Linked DNA regions of Homo sapiens: regions 1 and 3 are each linked to region 2. Evidence: read pairs that join two places in POLR2A ChIA-PET (ENCODE). Cell type or tissue: OCI-LY7. All regions are shown on one strand.

Evidence for each region. Peaks named below come from ENCODE experiments on the same cell type or tissue, not always from the same donor. Only the 100,000 strongest peaks of a DNase experiment are listed, where the experiment ranks them.
Region 1: POLR2A ChIA-PET joins it to region 2 with 6 read pairs; 5 of 35 experiments call an interaction of 5 or more read pairs at or near these places.
Region 3: POLR2A ChIA-PET joins it to region 2 with 5 read pairs; 5 of 35 experiments call an interaction of 5 or more read pairs at or near these places.

What each region holds. Positions count from the first base shown.
Region 1 is chr14:65,051,796-65,054,295 of GRCh38, reverse strand. It overlaps CHURC1-FNTB (CHURC1-FNTB readthrough), which reads right to left. Exons shown (of 14, transcript NM_001202559.1): 12 at 947-1,058. FNTB (farnesyltransferase, CAAX box, subunit beta) reads right to left here. Exons shown (of 12, transcript NM_002028.4): 10 at 947-1,058. It also overlaps a transcript of MAX not described here. Among named protein-coding and RNA genes, the nearest start is that of MIR4706, 8.4 kb to the right of the region's middle. In OCI-LY7, no CTCF peak of the experiment used is centred here; no DNase peak of the experiment used is centred here.
Region 2 is chr14:64,927,893-64,930,392 of GRCh38, reverse strand. The region is part of intron 3 of CHURC1-FNTB (CHURC1-FNTB readthrough); the gene reads right to left. The region is part of intron 3 of CHURC1 (churchill domain containing 1); the gene reads right to left. Among named protein-coding and RNA genes, the nearest start is that of GPX2, 14 kb to the left of the region's middle. RefSeq lists an enhancer at 1,319-1,388. In OCI-LY7, no CTCF peak of the experiment used is centred here; no DNase peak of the experiment used is centred here; H3K27ac peaks cover 1,045 bases.
Region 3 is chr14:64,833,683-64,836,182 of GRCh38, reverse strand. All of the region lies in intron 1 of SPTB (spectrin beta, erythrocytic), which reads left to right. Among named protein-coding and RNA genes, the nearest start is that of SPTB, 45 kb to the left of the region's middle. In OCI-LY7, no CTCF peak of the experiment used is centred here; no DNase peak of the experiment used is centred here.

The DNA of each region.
Region 1 (2,500 bases), 120 kb before region 2:
TACAAAAAATTAAAAATTAGCTAGGTGTGGTGGCCGATGCCTGTAATTCCAGTTACTTGGGAGGCTGAAGCAGGAGGATCACTCGAGCCCAAGAGGTGAAGGCTGCAGTGAGTCATGATTGTGACACTGCACTCCAGCCTGGGTGACAGAGTGAGACCCTGTCTCAAAAAAGTAAAATACAATAAAATAAAAGCCCCATCCTCCAGCCCTGCCCAGCAGTGGGAACTGTATTTTTTTTCTTTTCTTTCTTTTTTTACCTTAAACTATTAAAGGAAACTGTAATTTTAAAGTCAGTCTCTCCAGCTGTCTTCTGGAAAGGGCTCTCCAGGGGCAGTACTAATGATAAATTGATACACTTCTCTAGAAAAATACCTAAATATCTAGAAATGGGCCACATCCTTCCTGATACATTGTGGGACCAGGCCTTCCCCTGGATGCCAAGAGCAGCAGGACGTGTGCTGGGATGGGGGAAGACAGAGGGTGGGTAACAAAGGTGAGAGGACTTATTTTATTTCCCTTTTTCTAACACATAAGCCATCTCAGATTTGAGCTTAATCATTTAATCCACTCTATAATAGTTGTCATGATTACAGTCTCTGTTTACAACACTGAGGGGTTTTAAAATCCTGTATCCTATTCTATTTAGATCAGTTTTTTTTTGTTTTTTTTAAAAAAAAGAAGAGTTATCTACCCAGCAATCTGTTTCCCTGTCTGGGGGAGGGGGTTGCATGCAGGCTGGGGGACAAGACGGGCAGCTGGAGGTGCCAAGATCAATGGCCTCAAGGGGTGCTCCCAACTGGGTGCTTTTTCCCATACAACCTAGCGCTATGCAGGTGCTGAAGGTGACACCTCTGCTCTTGAGATCTGGCTCTGAGTAGGCCTGAGGTGCACGCCCCTCTGCTCTCTCCTCCCCTCTCCCTTCCCTCCCCAGAGAGAAAACACTCACTTGCCAGGTTTATCCAGAAGCCCCCCCGCAGGGCACTGGCAGCACATCAGGATGTACTCCTGCAGGGCCTGCTGATGGAACATCCAGTGGCTCATGCTAAGGGCAGGGTCACCTGTTGAAGGGCAAAGGGTCAGTAAGGGCCCGGCAGATCCAGCCAAGTATCAATGACCTAATTCCACTTTCTCACCTGGGGGAATAGTCAAGGTTTCCTGCTCCCCTTCCTCTTCCATTCATTCTTGGTACAACTGCTATCTTCCCCATGTCCTACGCACAGCATGTCCCTTCTCCTGAACTTTGACATGTGTCAAAGAGCAGCAATTCAAAGTGGCACTTTCACTTTCTTGAAATGCACCCTGTTAACGTGGATGGTGATCCTCAACCACATCTCTGGCAGGCAGTGAACCAGCCTAGCTGTTTAGCTTACCTTCCCAGACTGACCTCGGTAGCTGCTCCCAACTTGGTCCATAACTCTACCCTGGACTTCAAGAGACATTCCCTCTAGCATATCTCTATAACTTGTTAACCAGACTGATTAGCTCAGAGAACTCTTAATGGGTAATAAAGTCTGTTTCTTCTACTTTTCTAAGCCTAAATTTAATTGATCTCCAAAGGGAATTCTCTAACTTGTCTCTCAGCTCAAAGAATTTACCTAAGAAACATTACTAGTAACTGCCCTCCTGCATCATATGATACCCTAGCAAAAACTGGGTATTCTGGTAATACTACTAAGGTACTGACAAGCAACTGGACTTCTTCACTCTGAAGTCCAATCACTATGGTCAAAGAATTCTGTGGGCCACACAGTTATCAAGTGGGAAGGAGGGACAAATCACGGACAGGTGTGCAGAAACATCTGCATAGAAATCGATTAAAAATATATATACATATAGGATGTACACTAAGTCCTTGGTCAATTTTATATTTTGATACCTGGGCTAAAAGATGCCTGACAATAAATCATTTTTAAAAAAAAGATGCCCAACAATTGGTAAATGGCACCTGAAAGCTAATTGTTCTTTCTTCCAGTCTTTTTGGTTCTATGCGTTTTTCTACCTAGTTATTATAACTGTGTAGCTTATGTTTTTCACTTATACCACTATAGGCATAAATTTTCTATTCTATTACATAATCTGCATAGCCATCACTGTGAATAGCCATATAGTATTTCATTAAGTGGACATATAAGGTAACTGTATCATAAAAAGAACTGAGCTAAAAATCTTATATATATGTCAGTATATAAATTCCTATGGTGGGCCAGGCACGATGGCTTATGCCTGTAATCCCAGCACTTTGGGAGGCTGAGGGGGGTTGATCACGAGGTCAGGAGATCGAGACCATCCCGGCTAACACGGTGAAACCCTGTCTCTACTAAAAATACAAAAAAATTAGCCGGACATGGTGGTGGGCGCCTGTAGTCCCAGCTACTCAGGAGGCTGAGGCAGGAGAATGGCGTGAACCCAGGAGGCGGAGTTTGCAGTGAGCTGAGATCACACCACTGCACTCCAGCCTGGGCGACACAGCGAGACTCCATCTCAAAAAAAAAAAAAAATT
Region 2 (2,500 bases):
TAGAATCTAACCATATATAGAAGTGCTTCTGTGGGAAAATATGTCTAGAATTCTAACTTGGGATGCCAGGAACAGATCTCCTCGTGCTGCCAGGAATATGATGAGATTAGGACACCTTTTATCAAAACCAGCCAAGTACAGAAAATAATTCCCCCAGTCATTCACAGGGACTCTCAAAGGCTCCAACTGGGCAGGGCCTAGGGGAAAATATTTGGAGGGAAGAGCAGAGTGGGCGGAATTACCTCTGAGTAAGACCAGATCTTTTTTTTTTTTTTATTCTGAGGGCTTTACTTTTTTCTCTATTAGCTTTACTCTCTTCCTCTATTAGTCCCTGTTAATTCTGACTCCAAGTCTTCTCCTTCCCTGGCCCACAGAGGAATAGAAAGCAGTCTCATAGTTTCTGTCTTGTTTCTTGAAGTAAACACACAATTTTGGTGTGTGTGTGGGGGGGGGCTTTTGCTAGGAGGGTTTTTTTTTTAAATAAAGGATACCTATAATAATTTATCATGTATTTTCCATGTAAACTCTGTCCCTCTGTCTCCACTTTCTCCCTAGTCTTGCCATCAGAAAATCCTACTTTGTTTAATAATGGCATTATGGTTGTTTTAAAAACAGAATACTTATCTTTCAGAGAGACTAATGAAGTATTTAAAGAGGTAGTGATACGTTTGGAATTTGCTTTGAAATAATCCTATGGGGGGATATGAGAATGGTGAAATATAAATAAAGCAACTTGAAGATGGGTAGTGTACATTAGTACACTATTCTGCCTACTTTGGACTATGTTTAAATCTCCTATAAGATGTTTAATATAAAACAACAATGGTGGCTGGGAATCCCACCTTGAACTTGAACTACTGCCAGGATAGGATGAGGGGCTGGGGTAGGGTGGGGACAAGGACAGTAAGTAATGGCAGCTGAGAATGGAGGGTTCTTGTGGCCATTAGGCTGAGGTAGAAGTTCCCAGGTGGCTATTCACTAGAGTCAGGGCCTGACATAGGTACAAGAAAAGTTCAGAAAAGGGAGAAGATGCATAGGCTTGAAGAGCAAAGAGGAGATGGAATTTGAGTTCAGGCAGAAAGAGGTAAGATTTAGTTGGCTTGAAGGTAGAGAGAGGGAATATTCAAATCAAGGAAAAGGCATGAATATGGACAGCAATATGGAAAAGAGCATGCGCATCGCTTACGGAGTAAAAGGGAAAGGAAGCTACATTTGGTTTGTCAGCAGGGGAGTGGAGGATGACATGTTTAAGAAGATTAACTTGATGGCAGTGTGCAGAACTGCAGTCTGGGGAATGCTGCAGTAATTCAGCCTTCAATGGTTATGGTCCTTGACATGAGGTGTGGTGCCAGAGTCAGAGAAAAGGCAAGCAAAACAAAGAAAAAAAAGAGGGGATGAGGGGTGTAGGCACGAAGGCTAGAGAAGGAAATGAGAAAGGTATCTAATAGGTCTCTACTGAGACTGAGTACATGTGTGTTCACTACAAGAGAGAGCATAAAGAAGGTTCCAGACCACAGAACAAAAGCTGAGGAGTATCACTTCGAGAAAACAGGAAAGAAAACTAAGAGAAAACACAAAGGAGCAGTTAAAATGATTTAAAAAGGAAAGAAGTCAAGCACTTTGGACCTCAAGGGCAGAAATGCTTCAAAAAGACAACAATAGTTAATAAAACTAGATGCAGAAGCCATGTAAGAGAGAAAAGAACTAAGGCAGTCACAGGATGTGGTTAGATTATAGGAAACGTATGAGAGAATAGTTTTAGCACAGAGAAAATGAAAATCACTTTGTAGGTACTTAAGAGGAGTATAGGAAAATAAGGAAAATAGGGTAAAGACCCATTCAAGTGGCCAGGTAATGGCTCACACCTGTAATCCCAGCACTTTGGGAGGCTGAGGCAGGAGGACTGTTTGAGCCCAGGGGTTCAAGACCAGCCTGGGCAACCAAGTGAGATCTCATCTCTACAAAAAAAATTTTTTAAATAGCCATGCACAGAGGCTAGTGCCTGTAGTCTCAGCTACTCGAGGGGTTGAGGCAGAAGGATCGCCTGAGCACGGGAGGTCAAGGCTGCAGGGAGCTGTGATCAGGCCACTGCACTCCATCTTGGGCGGCAGAGTAAGACCTTGTTGCAACAAACAAACAACCTGTTCAACTAAAGAAGCAAGAGGAAGAAGAAATGATTACAGGATGAATCAAAGTACACTGGAAAGAAAGACGATAACATGAGATTCCTGAGGAAATGCAGTAGGGGTAGCATTAGAGAGGGGTAAATAAAAATCTTTCTCTCTAACAGGAGAGAAGGAAGAGTAAAGTTGGGACAATGCTAAGTATGGTGTACATATGAAAGAGTAGCAGGAAATAAAAGAAGGGAAGCTGGGCCAGTCCAGTGAGAACCTTGAAATGAGGAGCTTGGATATTGTACTGTAGCTAAAGGTGCACTATGGGAAGGCCAATGAGGTCACCCAAAAGTATTTATTTTTACTTTTTAGTAGAGACAGGGTCT
Region 3 (2,500 bases), 94 kb after region 2:
CATCCTCTAGGTCCTAGGAATTTAGAGCAAAGAGTAAGAATTATGGGGAAGATTTTATGGCTAAGGCCTTGAAGTGGTGCACATCATTTCTGCTCATTCGACCTCACAGCCTCACCTAACCACAAAGGCAACTGGAAGATGTCTCCAAGCTGTGTGTGCAGAAAGCAGAATATTGATACTGGTAGACCCCACCAGTCTCTCCCACAGTAGCACGGGATGTTCCCCTCCTTTTACAGGTAGGGAAACTGAGATACAGAGTCATTAAGTGAACTATAGAAGAACACATCACTGCTAAGTAGGACAGGATTTCAACTTAGGTCTTCTGCTTAGATAGAATGGGAATAATAATGGCAGTAATAACAATAATATCTAACAGTTTGTGAGTGTGGGTGGGTATTCAATGGAACAATATACATAAAGGCCTTAGTATGTTCCAGATTCCCTTTCTAGCTCTGAGCTCTGCCACACAATCCTATAAAGAGCCAAATATCCCTCCTGAGCAGCAGAGCGACAGCAGGAGCTGGTAACTAGTGGCTGCCTGTCAGCAGAGCCCAGCACAGGGCTGAATCGACTCTAGTGGTAGAGTGCTGCTCTCCCTGCAGACCTGGGAGATTGTGCATACCAAGAACTGACTCTGGGCTGGGTGAGGTGGCTCACTCCTGTATTCCCAGCACTTTGGGAGGCCGAGGTGGGCAGATCATCTGAGGTCAGGAGTTCGAGACCAGCCTGACCAACATAGTGAAACCCCGTCTCTATTAAAAATACAAAAACTAGCCGGACAAGGTGGCGAGTGCCTGTAATCCCAGCTACTCAGGAGGCTGAGGCAGAATTGTTTGAACCCAAGAGGCGGAGGTTTCAGTGAGCAGAGATTGCACCACTGAACTCCAGCCTGGAAGACAGGGCAAGACTCTGTCTCAAAAAAAGAGAATGGACTCTACAGGGCCTGAAGAAGCTGGACTTAATTTTGCTCAATACCAAAGCTGCCTCTTGCAGGCACGTTCCCAAATGTTCCCAGAGGACAGCCCCACTGAGTCAGGCTAGGCATGCCGGCCAGGGATGAGAAAACCTCTAGCCAGCACCTGTTCCCTCAGGAGTCCTTGTGGGCCCAAGCAACTTTTAAAAGATGAATTTTCACTTAATTCTTTTGAAAGCTCTAACATGGATGAATAAATAAATTGGCACCCATAACTTATATATTATTTATAGGTTAGACTTTTAAAATAGCTCTTTTTGTTTGTGAGGCAAATATGTATGGATGGAAACCATTCTAAGACTGACATTTCTGTGACACGAGAAAGAAACTATAAAAGACTTCTCAACTAAGTAAGGTAGGGCTTCCCTGTCTGGAAGAGTTCTGCATGTGAAGCTGCTGCTTTTATCAATTTTTTTGGGTGAGGAAATTGAGGCATGGGTTGAGTCAAAGCTGTTCTAAAGGATTTCAAGATTTGTAGAGATTCGGGCCAGGCACGGTGGCTCATGCCTGTAATCCCAGCACTTTGGGAGACCAAGGTGGGTGGATTGCTTAAGTCAGGAATTCCAGACCAGCCTGGCCAACATGGTGAAACACCGCCTCTACAAAACATACAAAAATTAGCCAAGTGTAGTGGCATGTACCTATAGTCCCAGACGCTTGGGAGGCTGAGGTGGGAGAACTGTTTTAGCCTGGGAGGCAGGGATTGCAGTGAGTAGAGATCATGCCACTGCACTCCAGCCCGGACAACAGGATTGAAACGATGTCTAAAAAAAAAAAAAAAGATTTGTAGAGTTGGTAGGAGTTTGGGCCCTGTTGCCACTGCCCATCCCTTTTGCCACACAGTCTAGCAGGAGAGGAAGAGGTGGTTAACAATGTGTGGTTGAGCGTGGCACGGTGGCTCACAACTGTAATCCCAGCACTTTGGGAGGCTGAGGCAGGTGGATCATCTGAGGTCAGGAGTTTGAGACCAGCCTGACCAATATGGTGAAACCCCATCTCTACTAAAAATAGAAAAATTAGCCAGGAATGGTGGCATCCACCTGTAGTCCCAGCTACTTGGGAGGCTGAGACAAGAGAATCACTTGAACCTGGAAGGCGGAGGTTGCAGTGAGCCGAGATAGCGCCACTGCACTCCAGCCTGGGTGACAGAGTGAGACTCCGTTTTAAAAAAGAAACAAAAAACAAAAAACAATGTGTGGTTGAGGCAGAAGGAGTGACAGGGACAATGTCAGGGCATTGATGATGAATTCACGGTGCTACTGCAACATGCTATGCTTCCAACCTTCTCACCACCTTGACCTCCAAATGGGCCTCCACATGGTGTGTCCTCGGTGGGAACTGCTTTTATCCTCTTAAGGAGCAGCACTCTGCATTTCTCAGTTCTCATCCATTTATTCAACAAACGATCTTTAGCTTATTTCATGTACCTGGCATTATGCTGGGCTGTTGGGATAAGAAGAATGAATATGGATGGTCCCTGACCTCAGGTAGCTTACAGTCTGGGAGAGACAGAGAACTAGATTATGA